Linked DNA regions of Homo sapiens: all the other regions are linked to region 4. Evidence: chromatin contacts called from ENCODE Hi-C or POLR2A ChIA-PET data. All regions are on one chromosome and are shown on one strand. Each heading gives the region's core, a stretch centred on a gene start or an enhancer-like site at or near the end of the contact. The rest is flanking DNA. Distances are from core to core; before and after follow the strand shown.

Region 1 (2,738 bases), core at 140-2,639, 1.0 Mb before region 4:
AAGATCAGTGATTGCCAGGGATTCTGGGGAGAGGAAGAGGGATGAATATTTGGAGCACAGGGTATTTTTTTCGCGGTGAGACTATTCTGTATGATGCTGGAATGGGATATACACAAGACATTATGCATTTGTCAAAACCCATAGAACACAAAGACTGAATGCTAATGTAAACTATGACCTTTAATAATAATGAACCAATATAAATATTGGTTCATGAGTTGTAACCAGTGTATCGCGTTAATGCAAGATGTTAATAATTAAGGAAACTCAGAATGTAGAAATAGAGAGGGTATGTGTAAAACTTTCATGCAATTTTTCTGTAAACCCAAAACTGCTCTAAAAAATAGAGTCTATTAACACATCTTTTTAAATCCAGATTTCCAGCTTCTTTTGAAGTGTCAGAAGAGTTGGTTACACTAAACCTATGTGAAACTTGGGAGCAGATGATACTCTCTGGTCTCTATAATCTCACAGCTGGCCTGCTTCACTTTTATACCTAATGCCTGTAGGCCCATAGTAGATTAAAAATGGCCATAGAATCTTTGCAACCCCTCCCATTAAGAGCTGGAGCCCTTGAATCTAGGCTGACCTTTACCCTTTGACTTATTTTGGCCAATAGAATGTGGAGGAAGTGACATCATGTGCCTTCCCAGGCCCAGGCCACAATGCCTCACAGCTTTCTCTCTCATTCTCTTGGAACCCAGTCACCATGTAAAGAAGCCTGTTGTAGCCTCCTTAAAGATGACGGATTACTGGAGAGAGAAGCCCAGCTATCTCTCTCAGCGCAGCTCAGCATTGGGACCACCAGTCAGTTGAATGCAGCCACCTGGGTTAGTCAGGCAAGACCAGCCAAAGCTTCCCAGACAACCTATAGATTCATGATAAATATCACATTGTGATTATTGGAACCCAGTGAGTTTAGGGTGGTTTAATATGCAGTGATAGTAAACTGACACAAGTCCTGTGAGTTTGTGACCGCGGAGTCATGGGCAGCTGTCTTGGGATGGGGCTGAGCTGTCTGCATGAATAGAAAGGTATGGAAGAGTCTCACTATAGTATAGTGCAGCATGGAGACTAGCCTCTCGGTTTTCAGAATCTTCTTGGAAAGAAAACAACTTGTAACTGAGATTCTAAGAAATTTGGGAAACAAAATTTATGGCTAATGGCTGAGGCAAACAAGAAAGGTGGCTCAAATATTGGAATGGAAAGCAGGAAACCCTAGGTTTTAGTTCTGGCATCGACATTGCCTGGCTGATGATACTGGTCTCTGGACCTGAGCATGCCCACTACCACCATCTTCCACTGTCTCTGGTGGAAGAAATGGGGCTGATCCACCTCCAAGGATGAGGGTCGTTCAATGGGTGCTTACTGAGGGCTGCAGAAATAAATCATTCTCTCCTTCCACAGTGACCAGTGGGGCATCATGCCAACTCCTTTCTGGGAGAGAGTGATTTTAAAGGAGGAAGTAAACAAATGCTGAGAAAGAAGTCAGGGAATGCCCCACCAGGGACATAACATGCTGCAGTAATTTCCCCAAATTAGAAACTACTAGGTAAATGCCTTCTTTAGACCACAAAGATTGAAAGATTGAAAGAAAGCTAGGAGGGCTGGGATGATTACTGCAATGATGGAACCCAACCTTGGAGTTCTCTCTGCCTAAGTGGTCCCCACCCCTAAAAAATAACTAACTGCTCAGTAGCCTCATAAATAAAACTAATTTTTCTCGTCCTTCTGTCTTAACACACACGCTCATGCATTTCCAAGTTATTTCTGGTGACCTAAAAGACGCACGCATGCCAAACGCCTGCAGATTCTGCCAGAGTCAACCTTCTTCTCCTGTCTTAGTGGCCAGAGAACAGTCCCTGGAATTCAAAGGATAAACAAGGCCTGCGTCCAGACAGAGTTGTTTCTCTGAAACATTGCTGGCTTCTTCTGAGTTTGATTCAGCTGTTCTCTGATGAAATTCAGGGAAAACTTGCCTTCAGAGATATCTCTCAAATTTTACTAATCTTCCACTTTAGTTGGTCAACATTCATTCCACAAATGTCAATTGAACTCCTACTGTGGGCCTGGTGGTGGTCTGAGTGCTGAAGATACAGTGATTTAAAAATATTAAAAAAAAAAAAAGAGTTTCTGCTTTCATGGATTTTATATTCTAGTGGAGACAGGAGATAAATCAGTGTTTAACACAGTATGTCACACAGTATATTGAGAAGTCCCAGGGAGAAAACTAATGGAGAACCAAGGAGATAGGGATTTGGAGGAGAAGGAGGCAAGTGACTTTAGCTCTCTGTACCTCAGTTTTCTCATCTGTAAAATAGTGTGATCATAACCTCCTCAAATAGGTGGCATGAAAATTAAGATCATCTTTTACTTACGTATTTTAGTACTGTGTATGGCAATTAATAGTATTATTTTGGAGGGCTCCCCCCACAAACTGTCCTTACTTTTTCTCCAGTCCCTCAGCCATGGTATGTATTTTTCCTGTGCAGAGAAATGTCCCAGGCTGTCCCACTCACCTTCCCCCACCAGCCTCCTACCTTGAATCTGAGACTGGAGCTATAACTCAGTCCAGGCTTTAAGTGATCAGTGAAGAGGAGGAAGGAACTTCTGCTGTAGAGGCAGGTGCTACCCCTCCTTAAAGCAAGACCAGCTAGGGTAGACACGCCACACCCTGTTCCTGAAAGATTTGGAAACCTCTGAATCCCACAGGGTACCTGATAATTGTGTGCATAGCT
Region 2 (2,700 bases), core at 137-2,636, 1.8 Mb before region 4:
GACGGGGTTTCTCCATGTTGGTCAGGCTGGTCTCAAACTCCTGACCTCAACTGATCCGCCCGCCTCGGCCTCCCAAAGTGCTGGGATTACAGGCGTGAGCCACCGCGCCCGGCCCTAAGTCAGTGGCTCTTAACCCTGGTTGTACACTAAACTCACTTTTGAAGTCTTACAGAAATGCCAGTGCCTAGGCCCCATTACCAAAGATCCTCATTCCCTTTGTCTGAGGTGGGGTCAGGGGTGTCAGTGTTTTTGAAAGCCTCCCTGGGAATTCTCATTTGCACCTAGGTTGAGAAGTACTGTATCTAGTTCAGTGTCTCATTTTCCTTATAGGAAGCTGTGAGGCCGAGAGATGAAAGGAAAGGCTCAGGCGATATAGCAAGAGCAGAAGGACCCAAGCCCCTTATCAAGGCTTGTATTCAAGGGGAAAATGCAGCCCTGGGGCTGCCCTTCACTCGGTCTTTGGGATGAGACTTCTGAGCTCTTTCCTGATAATAATGTTTGGACCTTTCCAACCCAGTTCTTCCTAGCACCCTTGCCTTTTCATCCTTGGATGCCTCAGGTCAGACCCCTCAGAGAGGTGTCCCTACAGAAAGCCGCTGTTCTAGAATGTGACCCATTAAAAAACTCATAGCACTTGTAGATGTGAAATAATCCTGTTCATTCATTTTTGAGAATCTAAGCCCCCTGTGGGCAGGAACCGTATCTGTGTTGTTCCTGCGGTGCGGGGGCTTAGAGTAGTGACCAGCACTTAGTAAAACATACTCATTAAATGACTGAATGAACGAAATCCCAGGAGGCCAGTTGAGTAGTTTTTTTTTTTTTTTTTTTTTTTCCTGGTCCCGACCATCTGATTCTCATTACTTCTACAGCTCGGGAAGTCTCTGCTTTGGCATTTTATAAACCTCCTGTGCGTACGTCGACATTTTAACCATAAATCCAGAGTTTTGGGACTGCAAAACTCGAGGCCAGGGGATTGGGGGAGGGGGATAACTACCCGGAGGTCCGAAGCCCGGCGGAGCTGCCCTGGGGTTGGGGGGAGGGACGGGAACCCTCGGGAGGACGCCCCTCCGCCCCCTGCCCACCCCCTCGGCGGGACATGGCCCCGGGCCGGGACGTCCTTCAGATTGGTGCGCCGCCGCCGCGGCCGTCTCCTCCCGTCGGGCGGGGTGGGGGGTGGTGAGGGACGCGATCCAGGTCGTGGCCTGGCGGCGGCTCCGGCCACAGCCCCCGCATTCCGGCCGCGCGCCCCCGGAGGTGACGCCTTGAGGAAGCTGTATTTTTTTGGGGGGGAGCCGCAGGGAACCGTTGGGAGAGGGGCCCTGTGTGTGTCCCTTTAAGAGCCGGAGCGCTGCCTCCGCCTCGCAGGCGCCCGGAGCCTCACAAAAGAACAGGATGTTGTTGATTTGTCACCAAACCACAGAGAGGAAATGATTGTAAATTTCCTTTAAACATCCCCACCGCGCTCCGGCCGCCCCCGCTTCCGCCTCCTCCGCCCCCGCCCGGTTCGGCACAGCGGGGCCTCAGCGCTCCCGCGGGGCGCCTGCTCCCCGGCCGGGCCACGGGCCGAGCGGCTCCTGGGCGCCTGCGGGAGGAGCCCCCGGCCCGGCCGCTGCCCCAGCTCGCGTTCCAGTTGCTTTTTCTACAGTTGCAGCGGAGGAAGGTCCTGGGCTTTTGTGTGAGCCCGCGCGCCGCCCTTCTCTCCGGGAGCGAATGGGAACCGCGCGCGGGGAGCTCCGTGCTGTGTCTAGGGAGCGCCTTAGCGCGCCATCCCCGTTTAGCCTCGCAGCTTCCCTGTAGAGGCAACAACCGTTATCTCCTTCGTTAGGGTCTGGAGGGAAACTGAGGCCCAGGTTAGTTACGTGAGCCGAAAGTCACCAGCTCTTGGAACGCTTTGGGGGCTCTTGGAACACACCATGCAGGTTTAGGTCACCCCAGACCTTATATTTGTGAATCAGTGAGCGACCGGAACATTCTAGAATCCCCAAGTCATCAAAAGTGGCAATTTACATTGCGAAGTCCAAAGCAATGATTGCCAAGTCCAAGTTTTTTCGTGGGGGAACGTCCCTCACCACTTCCAGCCGGGCATCCACTTTTCAGAAGCTGTTTGGGTCTCAGTTTCTACTTTCACTCCATTTGCTTGTAAGATTTCAGGAAGCCTCTGGTGGAGTAAGTGTTTGCTCCCAACCTGTGGCCCATGTTGGAGTGGTGTGGTCTGTGGTCTAGGAAAGGGCTGCCTTTGCTGTACAGAGTGTTCTTTTGGAGCAAGTAATGCTTATTCCGGCATAGGCTGCACTGGGCTTCTTGAACTAAAAGCAGCAGCTAATGTCCTAGACACCGCTGAACAGAATTCTCTCATTTCATCCTTTGACCAGCCCCAGGAGGTAGAGGTTGCTTTTCTCTTTAAACAGTTGAGGAAGCAGGTTCAGAGAGGCTGAGGAACCGGACCAGCTTGCACATTGTAAGTGGAAGACAAAAGACTCATTTAGTTACCACATTCTGATTACTGGTGATGTCTCTCTTTAATACTTTGTCTTATTACTCGCTTGCGGAGACAGGTGGTGAAGAGAATACAGGATATTTTTGTTGGGTCTTGTTACCTCAACTTCCAGGGAGCTCTGGGCCGGACTCCACTTTCTGGGAATAGAGTTAGGTGGCCAGTGCTCTCAGACTGGAATCTTCCCTTTGCCAGCCTTATGAGAG
Region 3 (2,801 bases), core at 126-2,625, 1.8 Mb before region 4:
AGCCTGGTACCACCAAGAAGGAAGGAGGGAAAGCAGGAGCCTTATCTCTCCTACATTCGCAACCTCTTCCTCCAGCTCCCACACGCCTGGTGTTATGTAAACGCACCTTCAACCCCCACCGCAGCCCTAGCGCGGCCTGGGGGCTCCGGGGCCTGGCACAGCTCGGTGCCCGAGGATAGGGAGGTACAGGGTGGCCGAGGAGCCTCAGGCCTTACAGAGGCCAGGCAAGAAAAAGTCAACTGCAAGGCAGTTGCATAGCATAAAATGCGGCAGCGGAGCAAAGGTCAGACGGCGAGGAACCGCCTCGCCAAGGAGAGGGAGTAGGAATGCCCAGTCCTGAGCCAGCCCCTCGCTGACCATCGAGGGAGAGGCAGAAGGGGAGGGAATTCAGTCCGTCACGGCTCCGAAGAGAAAGAAAAAATCTACGTCGAGCATAGGCCGCTACGGCGGGCTGGGAGATACACGGCAAAGCTGGCACCGTGGGCACCGAGCTGGGAGGTGGGCGAGCCGCCCAGAGCGAGGGCGCCCCCCGACCCAAACGGTGGCTCCTGACCAAGCCCAGAGACGCCCGTTCCAGCGTTCGAGGCGGATGGTGGCAGGAGAAGGAAAGAGGCCAGGCCAGAGGCAAACTCCCGGGACACGCACGGGGCTTCCCGAGTCTCAGAGGGCGGGGAAGCCGGGCTTGGCAATGCCCAGGGGTCGGAAACGGCGGTGCCAGGCTGTGAACACCCCCGGCGCCGTGCCGGCCGGGCCGAGGGCGTCAGGGAGCTGCGGCGCACCGCAGCGACTCAAGGAGGCGCAGGCTGAGGGAAGGAACACTGAGGCGCGCCTAGAAATAGCGCACCATTTGCCCCAGCCCAAGGGGGGAGTCGCGTCGCGGCTCAGAGAGGGGCAGTTTCAGATCTCCAAACCAGCCATGGACTTACTTTGAGGAGCTGCAGGGTCACAAGCATCGCCCCACGTCTGTGTAAATCCTGAAGCCGGGGCAGGTTAGCCGCCGCTGTACTCGCAGACGCCGGTCGGAGGAACCGGCAAGGCTCCCTGCGCTCCACAGCGCCAGCTCCGCGCTGTCAGCTCAGCTCGCTACCTCCGCGGCGATGTTGCAACCACTGCCTGGGAAAATGGCTTTTTTATGAATGGGAGGGAAGGGAGCGCCAGTGCGCACGCGTGCCGTTCGCGATTCTATGAATGGGTGGGCACAACAGACCCTGAGCGCGCATGCGCTCCGCTCCTTTTTTTATGAATGGGGGGCGGGAAAAGATCTTAACCCGTGATTGCTGGGACTGGCTCAAGCTCCACCAGGAGCCGTCGTTCTTTTACAAAGAGGGGTGGAGGTTCCAGTGGAGGCTGTTGTTGCCTTTTTTTTTTTTTTTTTAATGAATGGAGGGCGGCGGCGACTGCTGCAGCTGGGCCAGCTGCGCGGGCTGCACCCCCTCCCAGCCTGCGAGAGGAGGTAAAGGCCACCTTCACGCCACTGCGGGCCTGGGCAGGAACCGTCAGTGTCGCTGGGGGGTGGGGGACGCTGCGGCCTCCGGATCCCGGGTTGAGAGCAGGGTGGTGGAGGGCACACCTAGATCTGGGGATCTCTGCCCCCCGCAGGCAGTCAAAAGGGGGGGCGGGAGGACCCCTACTGGGGGCCTTCTCTTGCTCTAGACCAGAGACGCCAGGCGGGAGGGGTCTTGAAGCTGCGTTTACCAAAAATTAGGAAAATGTCCATCATTCATATCAAAGGGTGGGGTGAGGATTGGTGAGTGAATCTGGTTCTTTTTCCTGAGGCTGAATCTCTCGTGAGTGCTGGCCGCCCCTCCCCCCATTTCTTGGGTGTAGACAGTGACTGGGCCCAGGCCTCTTCCGGCTCCAGTACCCCCCGGGGCGATTCTGGCAACTCAGCCAGAGGAAGCCTGGCCCTCGCCTCCCAGCGTTCCCCCCGCCCCCCGCCCCAGTGCAATGTCCGCAGTGCCCGGGCGTCTGCCCGCTCTCTGTCGCCCTAGCTAGGTGTCCTTTCTCTGTCCCAGTCGGTTTCCCAGCCCTCACAGGACGCTGGCCTGAGGAGCCTCGGTCCACCGAAGGCCCACGGCCCTTCGCTGTTGTAGGCGCCTTTCCCCAATATCCCCCACCTCTCACCGGCCTCCCCTCCGGGGAAGTGGGAGCGGCCGAGAACTGGCCAGGTGGATGGGTGGAGCCGGCTGCGCCGAGGATGCTGCCGGGGTGGCCTCAGGATTAAATAACAACGGGGCTCTTGAGCCGCAGAGGAAATGGAAATGGCTGGGGATCCTTTCTTCGCTGTTAATGATGGTGGCGTTGGGGGGCGGGGGTGAGGATCAGCTCAAGCCGGTGAAAAGAAAAGCCCCCGCCATTAGGCCTGACTCCAGGAAGGCGGGGAGCCCTCGCAGCAGGCCCTGCTCCTCCCTGGAACGGAGGAGCCTGTAGCCTCCGGGAAGTCCGGGGCGGGGGGTGGCTTTGATGCGTGGATAAGAGCAGAGTCTGGGCCAGGGCTTGGCCCTGAGTCCCTTGTAAGGTCTGTCTTGCCGCTGTTCTGGCCGCACGGGGAGATTGTGTGGCAGTCTTTTTCTTCCTACGCCACTATAGGATTGTGCTTGGCTGTTGTCAGAGGAACCAATGAAAGGCTCCCAGCCCAGGGCTGAGGTCTGGCCTAGGGCTGGGGCTGGGACTCTAGAGGCAGGCAGCCCAAGGTCACCGAGTCCTAGCCTAAAATGCCTTCTCACCATTCGGCTCACCCCTCCGTGTACTTACCCAGCTCCTGAGGGCAGAGCAGACTCTCCCCTAGGGAACCTCAGCCT
Region 4 (2,700 bases), core at 142-2,641:
AACGGCTTTGAGTCAACCTCCTCAGTATGCAACTTATAACACGTGTGGCACTGACCATAAGGGTTTGAGAAGGAGGAGTAATAAAAATGATTATCAACTGCTGTATGAAAATCGCCTGATGATTCGTAATAAGGAGCTTACATCATTAAATAATGTCACTAAGCACTTTCAATTAGCACTGATAAAAGTCTCAGAGTTGGACTGATTTAACTACTAACAAAATACTTTAATTTTTCACTGGTCCTATGAACTAACAGCCTATCTCCTAGGTACCTGAAGCTCCCATCATCTTCTAAATACAGAAATACTGTTACTAGAAAACAGTTCTTCAAACAAGCTACTTTTCCATTCATGGTACACCTGAAGAGTTTGCAGAAGACACTCAACTCTTAAATAGAACAATACCTTCGAAGCCAAGCCAGTGTCACATATCTCTCTAGAGGAAGAAGATTATGCATGAAAGATCATACTCCTGATAAAGGACATGTTCACATATTGTTTTAGGCAGAACCAAATATTCTAAATATGTGTTTTCACTGCAATGTAGACTAAATTAATTGCCAAAGATGAAAAGTTACTTGCTATAGGGTCCTCCACTTCCTCCATAATCATAGGACTGCTGTGACTGATCATCGATGCTGTAACTTGTCTGGTAGAAATCCGTGTTTAAGTTTTCAAAGCCTGACATTGCAAATAATCTGTAATAAAAGAGAAATGGCAAATATTCCTTATGCCCAAGGTTCTACTGAATTCGTTCCTGGCAGTCTGCTTAAGCAAATAGAAACACAACAAATATTTTTTCAGTAATTCGGAGAGGGGATGGGGGCGGAAAGTACGCAGCATTTGAACGACGGTAGCGGAGAGAGAGTAAGAAAATGTATATTCTTTTAAGTTGCGGCCCAGTAAGACAACTCCACCTTAAAGAGCTGATATGCCTTCCATTAGGGGCGAGGTCGTGGGAGTTGTGGTTCCATAAGCGGTCTAAAATATCAATAACAACAAAGATGATTTTTCACCTTAGGACTGGGCTTTACAGCTGACAAGGCGACTGCTTCCTTGCAAAATAAGGCCTGCGGCCTGCCAGGAAAAAGTGCAGAATCTGGAAGGTCGCGCCTGAGGTGCAGGGGACCGCGTCAGGGCAAGGGCTTGAATGAGAGCGAGGGTCTGAGCGAAAGGACCAGGGCGCGGCGCCGAAAGACGGCAACAAGCCCATTTGCACGGGTGTGGAGAGAAGCTGAACACTGTGCCACGGGCCTGGGTCACTCACCAAACTCTGAGGCTGCGCTGGCGGCAAAGGCAGTAGCTTCACTAATCCCAAACAACCCCCAAACTCTGTTTCAGACCCTGAACCAGCCCCGTTGCTACGTGTCACAGGGCCAAAGAACGGCTTCCGGGGCACGCCCGCTCGCGCAGGCGTGTTAGCAGGTTGGGCACCGGTGGGCGGGAGGAGGAGACACGAGTATGGAGCTTGCGCAGTATCTACCCAACCTGCGGCTGGCCCGTGCCAAAGAGGAAAGTGCTTCCGGCAGCCTGGTTAGGGGTGGAACCAGGAAAGCGCAGGCGTAGCAATTGCTGCTTACTCGTAGGTAGGAGGAGGAGTTTCTCAGACCTAGGTGATGGAGGAAGACTGGGAGGCGCTAAAATGAGACAGACGGAGTCCCCTCTCCTGTCCACAAACTACAATGCCTACAATGCCTCGGTGTCAGCATTTACTGTGATTCAAGCACTGTGCTAAAGTGTTTGTATGTATTATTTAATCTTTACAACCTAATGAGATGGTTACCCTATTTCCCTTTTGTAAGTGAAGCTATTAAGTATTCATTCATTCTGTGCTAGCTGCTGGGGATACTGTGGTAAATATAAGCTAGGTGACATCTACCCACCTGGAGTTGGTGGTGGAGAGGGGTAATCGAACACATACAAATGCATGTGAAATTGCTACTAATATTCTTTAGTGTTCCATAATTCTTTGAAAGAGTAACATTCATCTGGGAAGAAGAGTCTGTAAAGCCACTATAAGAGGGTTATCAAAGGGTGAGTGGGAGTTAGAGAAGACCAGAAAAGAGAAGAAAGGGCAACGGGAAAGGAGGATAAGGGAAAATAGCCTGAATATTTTAGGCAAAGAGAACAATGTGTGCAAGATCTGGGAAGCATGGTCTGAGGAAAGATGAAAATCGAGCTCTGAACTTCAGCATTATTAACATTTTGAGTCAGGATGTTTCTTTATTGGGGGCTGCCCTGTGCATGATGCTTAGCAGTAGCATCCCTAATCTCTAGCCATTAGATGCCAGTACTCCCCCCAACCAACCACCACCACCATCACCACCAAGTTGTGACAGCTAAAAATCTCTCCAGACATTGCCAAATCCAAATGTCCTTGGGGGCGGTGGGGGCAACATTAGCTGAATTTGTCAACCACTCTTCTAAGTGGAACCTGAGTGACTGGAACAGCAAGTGAGGGGAGCCACATAGGAGTTGAGGCTGGAATAACAGGAAGGGGCCAGGAAATATCCTGTGGGATTTGTGTGTTGGTTCTAAAAGAAGTGAAGATTGTGAACTGATGAGTGATGTTTAAATTGTTTTCTTTTGAAAATGATTGCTTTGGCTCCTGTGTTAAATCACTTTCCCAAGATGGTGGAATCCCGAATATTGTGACTCGAAATAAGATGCTATTAACTAATGAGCAGAACTTTCTTCAGG

What was found. Hi-C counts contacts between places; a loop is a spot of excess contacts on that map. ChIA-PET counts read pairs that join two places held with the same protein, here RNA polymerase II (POLR2A). Pooled maps may share reads with other maps.
Region 1: a loop to region 4 is called in a map of IMR-90, with 4 times the contacts of the local background. The contact joins the enhancer-like site here to the promoter of YIPF5 in region 4. A Hi-C loop is called at or near these places in 1 of 168 maps with a recorded cell type or tissue (IMR-90). POLR2A ChIA-PET finds 5 or more read pairs at or near these places in 1 of 52 experiments (AG04449).
Region 2: a map of naive thymus-derived CD4-positive, alpha-beta T cell shows a loop between it and region 4 (14-fold over the local background). The contact joins the enhancer-like site here to the promoter of YIPF5 in region 4. A Hi-C loop is called at or near these places in 4 of 168 maps with a recorded cell type or tissue (CD4-positive, alpha-beta T cell, CD8-positive, alpha-beta T cell and naive thymus-derived CD4-positive, alpha-beta T cell) and 10 of 50 pooled maps. POLR2A ChIA-PET finds 5 or more read pairs at or near these places in 1 of 52 experiments (BJ).
Region 3: a loop to region 4 is called in a map with no recorded cell type, with 5 times the contacts of the local background. The contact joins the promoter of SPRY4-AS1 here to the promoter of YIPF5 in region 4. A Hi-C loop is called at or near these places in 2 of 37 single-sample maps with no recorded cell type and 1 of 50 pooled maps.

Annotation. Positions count from the first base shown.
Region 1 is chr5:143,152,047-143,154,784 of GRCh38, forward strand. The region is part of intron 20 of ARHGAP26 (Rho GTPase activating protein 26); the gene reads left to right. Among named protein-coding and RNA genes, the nearest start is that of ARHGAP26-IT1, 39 kb to the right of the region's middle. Within about 2 kb of position 1,390, at least 15 of the 41 ENCODE cell types and tissues checked have a DNase peak (open chromatin) inside an H3K27ac peak, as active enhancers do.
Region 2 is chr5:142,355,690-142,358,389 of GRCh38, forward strand. The region is part of intron 3 of SPRY4-AS1 (SPRY4 antisense RNA 1); the gene reads left to right. Among named protein-coding and RNA genes, the nearest start is that of SPRY4-AS1, 32 kb to the left of the region's middle. RefSeq lists enhancers at 1-172, 173-974 and a silencer at 1,012-1,661. Within about 2 kb of position 1,387, at least 34 of the 41 ENCODE cell types and tissues checked have a DNase peak (open chromatin) inside an H3K27ac peak, as active enhancers do.
Region 3 is chr5:142,323,918-142,326,718 of GRCh38, forward strand. SPRY4-AS1 (SPRY4 antisense RNA 1) reads left to right here and starts at 1,376. Exons shown (of 4, transcript NR_120664.1): 1 at 1,376-1,453. It overlaps SPRY4 (sprouty RTK signaling antagonist 4), which reads right to left and starts at 1,104. Exons shown (of 2, transcript NM_001127496.3): 1 at 927-1,104. RefSeq lists enhancers at 1-66, 67-1,029, 511-570.
Region 4 is chr5:144,169,268-144,171,967 of GRCh38, forward strand. It overlaps YIPF5 (Yip1 domain family member 5), which reads right to left and starts at 1,392. Exons shown (of 6, transcript NM_030799.9): 1 at 1,268-1,392; 2 at 579-698. The coding sequence starts at 688. It overlaps KCTD16 (potassium channel tetramerization domain containing 16), which reads left to right and starts at 1,606. Exons shown (of 4, transcript NM_020768.4): 1 at 1,606-1,742. RefSeq lists an enhancer at 1,254-1,533.